Linked DNA regions of Homo sapiens: all the other regions are linked to region 2. Evidence: chromatin loops called from intact Hi-C (ENCODE). Cell type or tissue: PC-9. All regions are shown on one strand. Region 1 overlaps EPHB2 (EPH receptor B2). Region 2 overlaps EPHB2 (EPH receptor B2). Region 3 overlaps EPHB2 (EPH receptor B2).

Region 1 (2,500 bases), 77 kb after region 2:
TGCTGGCTGGTGTCTGAGGTGGGGAGGGGAGAGTCCAGGATCTGAGTCAGATCCCTTGTCCCAGAGTGGCTGGGAGCTAAGAGTGCAGGGTGGGTTGAAGGCTGAGGCCTGAGGAGTGAGGAGGCCCCTGCTGAGGCTGGATGCCAGCTCAGGGATTTAAGCTGTAACCCTGAGGGCACTGGGGAGCCACGGCCAGATTCTGAGCAGGAGAGTAGCTAGATCAGCTGATTGGCCACTGGCAGTGCGGGAGTGAATTGGAGTGAGGAAGCAGGAGGCAGGGAGGCTGCCTTCCTTCAGGCAGTGAGTCTACTAAGTGCGTTCAGTGTGACCTCCAGAAGCATAGATAGTGCACTCTTTAGAAAAAGGTGGGCGCACCTGCCTCTCCCCACGGCCTTGGGCTTAAGGAGTATGTTTGGCATTTCCTTGTAGTACCAGTTCCCAGAATATAGCTCACACTTTCTGCAACTGGGGTCTGCAAACCCCAGAATGGGGAGAGGGTCCCAAATATATTCTCAGGGGCCCAGGAATTCTAGGAGAATTTAAACTTTTGATGTTTAGATTTGGATGCTGATTCTAACAGACAATTTGGTTTTGACCAGTTCTAAAGCAACACTTCTCTCCCAGTGATCTCTCAAGGGGGAAGGCATCCTTGCTCCTGGCATCGGAGGACTGGAGAGGTAGTCTCCAAGGGCCACAAAAGACCATTTCCGTTTCTAAAGAGTCTGTTCTTGTCCAGCCCTGAGAAATGCTGTCACGCCTGCCTCCCCCAGGACAGTGAGCTCTTCCAGCCGTGCTGGAGCTGGTCTGGCTCACTGTGTCTCCGCAGCCTGACACAGGTCCGGACCCAGGGAGGGTTTATGAATTGAGGCAGGTTCTTTCTGGATGTCCCACAGCTCCCTCCTTGTCTGGCCCTGAGAAATGCTGTCACGCCTGCCTCCCCCAGGACAGCAAGCTCTTCCAGCAATGCTGGAGCCAGTCTGGCTCACTGTGTCCCCGTGGCCTGACACAGGTCCAAACCTAGAGAGGGTTTATAAATTGAGCCAGGTTCTTTCTGGATGTCCCACAGTCCCCTCCCCCTGCCTTTGACCTCCAGTTGATCTTTGCTTTCAGTCCAGTCTGAGCTAAACCAGTTTTTCCTGAAATTCTTAGTAAATGAGTATGGAATCCAGAGCTCCTGCCCCGCTTCCTCCCTACCAGAGCACAAGATTTCTATGAAAGGAGAAGAACCCCTCACCTTTCTCGATTCCCCTCCCTTGCTCATGGAAACTCCTCACATTTCTTCAGATCCAGCTCAGACCAGGCCACCTGCAGAGAGCCCTCCCTGGCTTCCCCAGATGAATGTGTCAGTCTGTCCTCGGAGCCCCTGGAACATGTGCCGCCCCCAGGCCCAGGTCCTCTCTTTTGTCTTGCATTGAATATATTCATGGCAGGAACTGGATTGCTCCCATCTGTGTGTGCTCTGCTCCCAACCTGGCTCACAGCAGGGGCCCGCAGGAGCAGGTGGAAGAGAGGTGCCCCTCGTCCCCAGTGTATTCTCCGCAAGGGTCCAGTGGCCGCCAGCCTGGCCTTTAGCATGGTAGTGTTATACATAGTAGTGGCTTTGCTGTCCGTCAAGCCTGCATGCAACCTGACTGCTAACCAGCCAGTGACTTTGGGATGCATCTCCTGAAATCTCAATTTTCTCATCTAGAAAATGGGTAATGATGGCACTTACCTCGTGAGGTCACTGTGAAGACTTAATTTAGGAGACTCATGTAAAGCGCCTGGGTCATAGTAAGTCCTCAATCAAACCATGCCAGTGATGATGGTGGTGAAGTGCTAGAGCCCAGAGTGCTTTACACAGAGTCAGAAGAGTTAAAAGAAGCCTAATTCTGAGTGCTACCTGCTAACCCTCCTGTTCCCTGTCTCACTCACGCCTGGAAATGGCTCCGCCAGGACTCAGGCGACTGCAGAGATAACAAGCCAAAAGGTGACAGACCCTTGGCCTTGCTCCAGGGGCCTTCACCATCCACATGCATTTAGAGACCTGCACGTGAGGGACATGCACAGTGATACAGAGACAGAGCCAGGGCTATAAACGTGAGCACTCACAGTCATGTGTGTGTCCACACAGCCACACACTCAGAATAAGGAGAAAGAGGCCACTTTTGATGCCCAAGCAAAGACAAACATTTCAAAGCAGAGGTGGCCATGGGGGATCTCTGTTCTGCTTCCCCAGCCCTGGGCCACTGATGGGCTATAGCCACCCCCACTCAGTTCTCTCTGGGTTGAGCCAGCTGCCCAGGCTCATGGCTGTTTTAGATCTTGTGTCAGTGACTAGAGCAGGGACACCACCAGGGGCTGAGCTCCTCAGGGACTGCAGTGTGGGGTTCATGAGTGGGTGCATATGCCTCTCCATGGACCCTGGCAGAAGTAGCAGCAGGGCCTACACTGGTCCATGACTCACCCAACACTGTGGCTTGGGAAGCAGTCGAGGCATCCGGGCCCCTCCAGCTCCCCA
Region 2 (2,500 bases):
TCGGCGCCTGTCCCATTCTTTCCTTTTTACTTTGTGGCTTTTTTTTTTTCTTTTGAGATGGAGTTTCACTCTGTTGCCCAGGCTGGAGTGCAGTGGTGGGATCTCGCCTCACTGCAACCTCCGCCTCCTGGGTTCAAGTGATCCTCATGCCTCAGCCTCCCTAGTAGCTGGGACTACAGGCAGGTGCCACCACGCCTAGCTCATTTTTGTATTTTTAATAGAGGCAGGGTTTCACCAGGTTGGCCAGGCTGGTCTCGAACTCCTGACCTCAAGCGATCTGCCCACCTTGGCTTCCCAAAGTACTGGGATTAGGGTGTGAGCCACCACACCCAGCCTCCTTTTTACTTTCTGGCTTTGCTTTTGGCCAGCATGTTGGTGCCCTGGAAAAAAAGAGGAATGCAGGGCAGGGACTGGGATGTGCATTTCTTCTAGAACTCTCTACCCCCAACACTGCCTCACCCAGGTCTGGGCACATGATAAAGATCCACCAGAAACCTGGAAGTGAATTGAAGGATTCAGACCAAGGTGTTTGGTTCTGTGGGTGACAACAGGTGTTTCTTGGTTGTCTTGTGTCACAGATCCTATGTGACATCAGCTCCCATTGCCAGGGGAGCTGTCCCTCCTGGCTCCTCTTTGAGGGAAGGGGAAAGGAAGGTGAAGGTATTGGGCCCAGGATGGAGAGGGGAAGGATGCTGTCTCCTCCCCGTCCACAGGGTGGCTTATGTCTACCGGAGCCATTCATTCATTCATTCGTTCATTCATTCACTCACTCAGCTGGACCTCCATTGGGTTCCAGACCCTATACTGGGGGCTGAAGATACTGAGATGAGTCAGCTGGTCCCTGCCCTCATGGAACACCTAGAAAGACATACGGACAAAAGGATGGGGATGAGGAGGGGATACATGAAGTTACCCTAATCAAGACGTGTGGTTTGACAAAGGACTTTCTTCTCAAATTTTGAATTTATTTATAGTAACAACTGTCATTCATTGAGTGCCAGCTGTGCACTCAGAGCTGTGCAAAGACCTTAACCTGCATTATCTCATTAATAAGCCCCCAAGGCCCCCTGAAGAAGGCAGTTATATTCTTACTTGGCAGATGAGGAAACAGACCAGAGCAGGGATGTGACTTGCCCAAGGTCACACAGCAAGCAAGTGTCAGATGTGGAATTTAAAGTCCAGAATCCTTATCTCAACTTCTCCCATGGGCCACCTCTCTATGAAAAGAAAGGCAGTGGGGTAGTTTATATTGGGGCAGCCCTACAATCCAGGGAAGGTAGTGGCTGGGGCAGTAGAAGGATTTTCAGCAGGCAAGGGGCAGGGGGAGCAGGAGAGATGGGCTGGGATGGGTGCTGAGGCCCGGACCCTTCTGTGGCATCAGAGCTTTGCTCTCTTCTCTTTCTGGAGTCCTGGGTCACCAGAGCCAGACTTCTGATGTGCTTTAGTCCTGTGTTTACATGAGTGTCAGACGGAGCAGGCTCCAGGGGAACACGGAAATGGCATTAAATAACGCTGAATCACACAGTAAGAAAGTTCCCCTTCCCTTCTCCTCCGTGCCTGCTGATTACTCATGGAGAAAGTCTCTGTTTCCTGCCAGCATGTCTCTAACACCTCTCTGACAGCCCCTAATCTCCCTTTTCAATTGGGAAAAGCAGACTTCAAGCTCAGAACCTGCTAGGGAGCTGGAATGCCAGGACATCATCTTGTTTTCATCATGAATAGTTTAGCTTATATATTTTTATTTAACAAACATACAAATGGCACTTTCTAAGTGCTTTGCAAATATTACAAATATTTCATCCCCATTACGACTTTATGAGACAGGTGCTATTATCCACCTTCCAGATGAGTAAGCTGATACACAGAGAGGTTGAGTAACCTGCCTGGGTCACACCTCCAGAGTGTCAGAGCAAGGACTAGGAATCCAGGCAGCAGGCCCCAGAGCCCATGCTCTTAAGCATCTCCCCAGACTACCTCTGATTCTCAGAATTGGTGCTGGCTCTCTTCTAGTTCCAGCAGTAGCCTGATTTTTTCCTTTACTGATGAATTTATTTCCATGAAAATAGGTGAGCCAATTTAAAAGTAAAGTGGAGTTCAAGTGGTTGTGTGGAAATAGCCAAAGTCCTAACAGTAGTTCAAGGGCTACTGAAGTTTGAAGAACACTGGTCAGTCCAAGCCCTTCATTTGGTGGAGGGGGATGCTCTGAAGAACAGAGAGGGGATGGGACCTAGCAGAGGTCACACAGCGAGTGAGCCTGGAGGCTGCCAGGACAGATGGGAGCGCTCACCTGCCACCCACGCCCATCTGCTTCCTGCACGCAGGACTGATGGGGCGCCAGGTGGCAGGAGCACAGAGGTGTGCTCACCTGCCCAGAAGTGTCCCGGTGCTGTAACAGGATCCCTGTTATCTCTGCTGTTCTGGGAACAGGCAGATCTGAGCCCCAAGGCCCAAGCCCAAGTCAGCATTTTGGCCACTGCTGAGCTGACATCTGTTGTATGTC
Region 3 (2,500 bases), 82 kb after region 2:
ATAGAAGGTGTTCAGGTCCTGGGAGGTAAGTGAGCACCAGATACAAACCCAGAACTGGGATGGGGAGTGGCTGCCCCTTGCTACCTCCCCCCTTAGCAGAAAGTGAAAGCATTTTGCACAAAAACTCAGCTGTAGGCATTGTGTAATAGCATTGATCTATCCAAAAATATTGAGTGCCTACTGTGTGCCAGGCAGCCTGTGAAGCCTTTTGCGTGAATCCTCTCATTTCAACCCAGGAACCCTTACAAGTCAGTCTACTATTATTTCCATTTTATGGATGAAGAAACTGAGGCTCAAGGAGCCTGAGTGGTTTGCCTAAGGTCAAGCAGAGCAGGGCAGGAATCCAGGGCTTTCCAAATTCAGAGCCTTAACACCATGCCACACTGTGCTGGCAGAGATAGCAAGAGTTGTTGGAGATGATTATAAGGGGAGGGCCAAAATGATCGTGGGAATCCAATCCCCGTGGCAGTAGGTGGGAGATGCTGACCTGGGCTTCCTCAGAAAGGTGTGAAATGTTGACACCCTCCCCTTGGGCTCTTCAAGGGCTCAAGAGGGGCTGTGTTAGGCTGGGCTGGAAACAGAGGGCTGACCATCATGGGTTCCAGAGGGAGCTATCCACCCCCCTACCTAGCCAGAGGCAGCCAGGATTCCATTAACCTGATTCTCTGCCCCACATAAACCTGCAAAGGGAGCCCCTGGAGGGAGGGGTACTGGGGAGAGGAAGAATTGGGCTTCCCCAGGCCCCAAATGGAGCAGCCAGTGGTGCTAGTTTCCTCTCTTGCAGTCCAGGAGGACCTTCGAGGCCCCTGGCTGTTTGAGCGGGGAATAGGGAGAGCGATGGAGAGCCAGAAAGTAGGGACAAGAGACTCCAGGCTGGGGTGCAACAGCAGGAATAGCAGGAACAGGGTGCACGTCATCAGAACAATGGGTCCTGAGTCACTCTGTGCCTGCCCAGCCCTGCATGGCCCTGGGTGAGTCATGTCACTTCTCTGAGCTGTGGGTTCTTCCTCAATAGTAAGGGCAAACCAATGCCACCTCTCAGTGTTGCTGGGCTGATTCACAATACCGGGCCTCAAGAAATGGTGGCTGTTGCCAATGCTATAATTTTACAATCTTGACCCCATGTATCCCTTCTCAGCTTGCAAGCCACATTCATCCTTTTTCTCCTTGGAGCCTCACAATACTTCTGCAAGGTGTCCAGGATTCTTACCAGAGAGGTTAAGGGACTTGTTCAGAATCACACAGCTTCTAACCCTTGGCCTGGGATGCACCCCTAGTGATTGTCATGGAGTGGGCCATCCCAGCCAGGCTACGCCACTCTTCTTCAGTCTGGGTGGTTGCTATTCCTCTGCCATGATTCACGTCAGATGCCTCTTCCTCCAGGAATCCCTCCCTGACCACACAAGAGCCTGGTTAGTACAACTCTCTGCTTTCCCACAACCTTTGAGACATTTATCAGAGTGTTTATCAGCAGTCATCACAACCGTTAGGTGCTCCCACCTAAGACTTTGAGGGTTCAGCCAATACTTTATAATAGAAGAAGAGGGGGTACAATAAATATTTTGTTAATGACTACAGCACCTGTACAAAGGGACAGATAGGTGTCCACAGACTCACATGTATAAGTAACAGTCATGCATGCACAGCCATGCACATGTGGCTTAGTGAATACACATGTATACAGACAGGGAGAATGTTCTGGAACATGAATTGTGCTCATGTGGATGCCCCATCCCCCCACCCCCATATAAACACATAAAAATACTAGAGATGATATTGATACAACCTGGTAAGAGAGAAAGGAAAATCCTTGGGTGACTTGGTTTTTCATTTAAGGGATTTTTTTTTCTTTTTCTTTTTCTTTTTTTGAGACAGAGTCTCGCTCTTTTGCCCAGGCTGGAGTTCAGTGGCGCAGTCTCGGCTCGCTGCAACCTCTGCCTCCCAGGTTCCAGCGATTCTCCTGCCTTCAGCCTCCTGAGTAGCTAGGACTACAGGTGCACGCCACCATGCCTGGCTAATTTTTGTATTTTTTGGTAGAGACAGGGTTTCACCATATTGGCCAGGCTGGTCTCGAACTCCTGACCCCATGATCTAGCCTCCTCGGCCTCCCAAAGTGCTGGGATTACAGGCGTGAGCCACCATGCCCGGCCTCATTTAAGAGATTTTTGAAATAGTAGGTGGAACAAAAATACAGCCATAAAATAGAAGCTGGGAGGAATAGGATTGGAATTACAACATACTAAAATTGTTTGGGAGGTAGATAGGGATAGCAATTAACTTTTGGCTTGGTTGAGGCCAATGTGAGTGTTAAAAATGACAGGGTACCCATGAAAGACAGAATATATAACTTCTGAAGCAGCAGAGGGAATAAAAAGGCATACAGCAAATACAATCAATTCCACAGAATTAAGAAAGGAGAAAAAAGTTTTAAATGGATTATAAATAAAACATACAAGAGTATAAAGTCAAATACGTGTTAGTGTTCACAATAAATGAAAAT

What was found. Peaks named below come from ENCODE experiments on the same cell type or tissue, not always from the same donor. Only the 100,000 strongest peaks of a DNase experiment are listed, where the experiment ranks them.
Region 1: a loop joins it to region 2, with 7 times the contacts of the local background. A loop is called at or near these places in 4 of 110 quality-filtered maps.
Region 3: it touches region 2 in a loop (9-fold over the local background); 4 of 110 quality-filtered maps call a loop at or near these places.

What each region holds. Positions count from the first base shown.
Region 1 is chr1:22,825,888-22,828,387 of GRCh38, forward strand. All of the region lies in intron 3 of EPHB2 (EPH receptor B2), which reads left to right. Among named protein-coding and RNA genes, the nearest start is that of MIR4253, 36 kb to the right of the region's middle. RefSeq lists a silencer at 1,149-1,443 and enhancers at 1,156-1,695, 1,878-2,399. In PC-9, no CTCF peak of the experiment used is centred here; a DNase peak (open chromatin) is centred at 1,134; H3K4me3 peaks cover 1,446 bases; H3K27ac peaks cover 2,500 bases.
Region 2 is chr1:22,748,985-22,751,484 of GRCh38, forward strand. All of the region lies in intron 1 of EPHB2 (EPH receptor B2), which reads left to right. Among named protein-coding and RNA genes, the nearest start is that of MIR4684, 31 kb to the left of the region's middle. RefSeq lists an enhancer at 1,530-1,579. In PC-9, no CTCF peak of the experiment used is centred here; DNase peaks (open chromatin) are centred at 1,537 and 1,757; H3K27ac peaks cover 2,331 bases.
Region 3 is chr1:22,831,268-22,833,767 of GRCh38, forward strand. The region is part of intron 3 of EPHB2 (EPH receptor B2); the gene reads left to right. Among named protein-coding and RNA genes, the nearest start is that of MIR4253, 31 kb to the right of the region's middle. In PC-9, no CTCF peak of the experiment used is centred here; DNase peaks (open chromatin) are centred at 964 and 1,404; H3K27ac peaks cover 2,500 bases.